Linked DNA regions of Homo sapiens: region 1 is linked to region 2. The links are chromatin loops, found by intact Hi-C in ENCODE. Cell type or tissue: Calu3. All regions are shown on one strand. Region 1 has its middle 6.2 kb from the start of SPRR2E. Region 2 has its middle 10 kb from the start of LELP1.

The links. A loop is a pair of places that touch in the nucleus more often than their neighbours do. Peaks named below come from ENCODE experiments on the same cell type or tissue, not always from the same donor. Only the 100,000 strongest peaks of a DNase experiment are listed, where the experiment ranks them.
Region 1: it touches region 2 in a loop (2.9-fold over the local background); 4 of 110 quality-filtered maps call a loop at or near these places.

What each region holds. Positions count from the first base shown.
Region 1 is chr1:153,099,456-153,101,955 of GRCh38, forward strand. No RefSeq gene overlaps it. Among named protein-coding and RNA genes, the nearest start is that of SPRR2E, 6.2 kb to the left of the region's middle. RefSeq lists an enhancer at 161-1,360. In Calu3, no CTCF peak of the experiment used is centred here; DNase peaks (open chromatin) are centred at 196 and 1,036.
Region 2 is chr1:153,191,687-153,194,186 of GRCh38, forward strand. It overlaps a transcript of SPRR2G not described here. Among named protein-coding and RNA genes, the nearest start is that of LELP1, 10 kb to the right of the region's middle. In Calu3, a CTCF peak has its summit at 1,203; a DNase peak (open chromatin) is centred at 1,215.

The DNA.
Region 1 (2,500 bases), 92 kb before region 2:
GCATTTGTACCCTAAAACTTAAAGTATAATAATAATAATAATAAAATAAAAAATAATGTGCATTCAAATAATTATAGCAGCTTTAGTCATAAAATCCACTATCTGTGATCTACCAAGATATCCTTCAATAATTGAATCGATAAACTGTGGTACATCACACCCATGCAATGGAATGCTGCACAGTGATAACATGGAATGACGTGTCGAGACTCACAAAGACATGGTTGAATTTGAAATGCAAACTGATACGTAAGAAAAGTCAGTCTCAAAGGCTATAGGCCCATTTATATGATTTCTGTAAAAGACAAAATTACACATCCAAAAAGTGCAACAAACTCCGAGTTCAATGAATTCGGTGACACCCACCGTGACACACATTACAATCAAATTATCAAAAGAGAATCTTGAAAGCAGTAAGAGGGAAGTGAATCATCATATCGAAGAAATCCTTAAGAAGTAGGTGACCAAATGCTCATCAGAAACTTTAGAGATCAGCAGGTAGTGGGATGACATATTTAAAGCCCTAAAATAAAACACTTTCAACCTAGAATTCTACACACGGCAAAATTGTCCTTTAAAATGAAGGCAAAATTATGGCATTTCCAGAAATTAAAACTTGAGGCACTTCATTGGCCCTAGATTTTGTGTATGAAAAATTATAAAGAGAGACTCTCAGGTTGAATTTCAGGATGCTGGAGATAAACTATATGAAGATATAAAAATCTCTGATAAATGTACACTGGTACATAAAAGCCAGCATTATTGAAATTTTAGCTTGTAACTCCACTTTTTATTTTCTACAAGATTTAAAATGCAAATAAATACAATATAATTACAAGTCTGTGTTAGTGAACACACAATGTATAAAGACGTAATTTGTGACTCAACATAAAAACAGGATAGGTTTGTATGAGTCAACTTTTTTTTCTTTTTGACAATCTCAATGCATCACCCAGTGTGGAATGCAGTGGCATGATGTTGGCTCACTGCAACCTCCACCTCTGGGCTCAAGCAATTCTTTCCTCAGCCTCCTTAGTAGTGAAATTACAGGCATGCGCCACCACACCCAGGTAATTTTTGTATTTTTAGTAGAGACAGGGTTTCGCCATGTTGGCCAGGCTGGGTATGAGTCAACATTTCGATGCAATTGAAGTTAAACGAGTGTTAATTCAAGTAGATTACTATAACTTTAGGATATAATATATTATCCCCATTGAAACCACAATAATATTTTCAAGTATACACAAAAGATAAAAGGCAATAAAATAGTTTCACTACAAAAAAATCAAATAAACATAAATCAGACAGTATTGAAAAACAAACATTATACAGAAAAGACTAAATGCAGAAAGAAGACCTTCTTTATCAGTAATTACTTTAAATGTGAATGAATTAAATTCTTCCCAACAATACAAATTGGAAGAATGAATCAAAAAGAAAAAAATTCAACTATTTATTGTTTAAAAGAGACTAACTTTACAGCTAAAGACACAAAGAAGGTGAAAGTAATAGGATGGAAAAAGATACTTCATGTAAATGGTAGCCAAAAGAGACCAGAGGTGGCTACGCTAACATCAGACACAATTAACTTTAAGTTGAGAACTGTTATAAGACTCAACAAAAGACACATGTATTGATAGAGATTTGTTCACCAAGAAAATAGAGAAGTTATAAACATACATTTACTAAACATCAGAACTACAAAATATATGAAGATACAGTGAGAGAAATTAAAAGAAGTTGATAGGTCTATAATAAATGTTGAAAACTCAAATAATTCACTGTCAGTGAATATTTAGTGAATTCTCATTAGTGAATTCTCATGGCTAGAATAATAGAGGTTCGAAACAATAGAGGACTTAAATATATAAGCCAATCGGACCAAACAGACAAATATAGAACACTCTACCCAACAGCAGCAGGATACTCCTTACAGTTTCCTCAAGAGAACATGGAAGAACACTCTCCAGGATAGACCACATATTAGGCTACAAAACAAGTTAATATATTTTAAAAGACTAAAATCATGCAATGGACTTTTCCAATCACAAGGAAATAAAACTAAAAACATAATCAAATTAAAACAGCAAATTTCACAAATTTGTGGAAATTAAACAACACACTTAACCAACAAGTCAAATATGAAATCATAGGGAAAATTAGAAATCACTTGAGACTACTGACAACAAAACACATCATGCCAAAACTTATGGGTTGCAGCAAAAAGCAGTGCTAACAGGAAAATTTATAGCCATAACCACATACATTTTTAATGTAAAAAAAAATATCAGATCAATAATCTCATGTTACACTTAAGAAACTACAAAAAGTAAAGTAAGATGAACCCCAAAAAAGAAAATATGAGCCTAGCGTAGAGATACTAATAAAGGACAAGCAAACAGTAGAGAAAAATCAATAACATTAAGTTTTATTTCTTTGTAAAGATCAACAGACTTGACAAATCTTTAGACAGATTAACTACAGGAATAAAAAATGATGT
Region 2 (2,500 bases):
TGCATCTCAGGGACCCCAAGGTTCCCACACCACACTTTGACAACCACTGGTCTAGGGCATGATTGTAGGCCAGGTCTCCAGGGTCTCAGAGCACAACACACCACAGTAGCACAAGTCTCAAAGGGTTGAGGACATTCTCCTTGGTCTCAGCTTACTTGTGGGTTTTATTTATGCCTGTTGTTTAACTATCCAGCTAAATTAAGTTCTGACCTTTAATTCAATAATCATTAATCAGAACCAATTTAGCACTGCTAAATTGAGTTCTGTACCATTATTCAACAACCATTGACAACAACAGCTAGAAAGCATCTAGTTTATAAAACCTGAAGACAAAGAGAATAAGACACTGAGGCTCACTAGAGAAGCCTCCTCGGTTGTCTCCTGCAGCAGTGGGGACACACATGTGCTGCATGAACCATTAGGCTGATCTGACGAGGGCTTCTATTAGGCACAGAGGGCATGTGGGATGATGTATTGAATGTATGTCTTCATAAGGGACAGCCTTGAATTATGTGCAGGCTTGTGGAAGCTGAGGAAGAAGGCAGAGCAGAGGATGTCTCCTGGGTTCCTATCTGGGTTTCTTCCTTGGGTTCCTAAGTGCAACTGGCAGGAGTTTCCTTGGGAGCTAATCATATTCAGTGATTATGGAAGTTTGAATCTAATCATATTATATCCCAGTTCTCCTCCCACCAGCCACACAATAGCCTCTCCCTTATTTCCATGGAGGCAAAACCACATCATAGTCAATTGAAAAATATACCTGAAGGATAAAAAATTTCAAGAACAATCAAGAGTGGAGATGGAAGAGAAAGGATAAGAACTAATTTTATAGTAGGATTGGGAAGGTCCCCCCAAATTGCACCCACTTCCCTTTTGCCTAGTCAAGATTATAGGTTCCTGGGTCCCTTCACTGTGCACAGGAATGTACCTGCTGGTTGATTTCAGACTGAAACAAAGAGTAGAGCTTCTGGTTCTTGTTCTAAATCTTGTTATTAAACTCTTCTCCTGGGCCTAAATTTTTCTCAAGCTCTTTGCATTGTAGGTATGTAGAATATATTTTTCTCTACAATTTCCACAGCTTAAAGTCTTTTTGTTTAAGTTTAGCAGGCAGAATTTCTTAAATAAACTTTAAGCTGACACTACTGCCTGTGTAGGTAAGAACCCCCATCCATCATCCACTGTCCGGCCCCAAACCACTGATGTGTTTCTAGCACCACCACCTGGGAACTGGTGGTATCAAAAGATCAGAGCTACCTGGGCTATGCCTTGGCAAGGAGCACAAGGTGCGTCCTTTGTGAGGCACACACTAGGACTAGGTTTCCATTTCTTTATTTTGAGAGATTAGGTAAACCTTCTCCTTGTCCGCTGACCAGCCCAGGAAGTCTTGGTGGTGAAGAGAAGAAAAGGATGTAGCTTTTCTTACATCCAATAAGATAAACAAATGCAGCTAGAGGACAAAAGACTGGATAAACTGCCACAGGATGGTCGATATGCATTGACCTAGAAAGAGACAGAATCCCCTCTACATCATTCCTGGAGGTGACAGCTCCCCAGGAGGTTTTCTGTGACCCACTCACCCCCACCGATCATCCAAATGGATTTCCACAGCACGCTGAACAAACTTCAGCCATATTTCCCCACACTTAGCTCTGTGCCTCAACATCAGTGACCACACTCACTCTTGCCTAGACTGCAGAGTATTTGTCCAGGTTGCTCTGTATCTTCATTCCCTATGCTGCCCTCAAACATGTGCATGCACACACACTCACACGCACACACATGCACACATGAGGACACAGGCATGCATATGCACACACAGGGTCTAGCCTCTGGGAGAGGCTCAATGACTTTAAACTTCATTTAATCCTAAAGAGCAGAGCTAGAGGTGGTGTGAGTTAATGTTAAGCGATTTCATTTCAAGTCTCCGAAAGAGATGGTGGGATTGGGGTGGGGGCATATGAAAGATGCTAAACACCCAGCCCAGGAATCCTTATAGAAGAACTGTTTCCTGGAGATGAGGAGCTCAGCAAGTCCATTCTGCTTGTCTCCTCTCAGACACCAGGAAGTCCCAAAGACCTGAGGTGCTGCTGAGTAAATTAGACCTGCCTCCATATCCCTTTCTCTCACTCCCACATCTCCATCCAGGGCAGCTATCAAACTGGAACCCCACTGGGGGCTTAGAGCAATCATACCTCCTCAGGTCTATGAGGGCTGCATGGACACCAGAGCCCCTTGCACACTTCCTGGCCACCATGCTCCAGCCCACAAGATGACAGCTGTAGATGAAGAAACCAAAGACACAGATCACAGACATGATTCTCTTCGACCTGAGCTGGAACTTAACTTTCTTGGATCCCATGCTTTGCTCCTCCTTCTGCATCATCTTGAGCTTGTACCCAGGCTAGGGTAAAAAAGGCCTGGGAATTTTACTCTTTCTGATGTTCAATTCTGATTCAATGATACAATGTCAAACTGACATGTATTAACCTCCTGAAAAAAA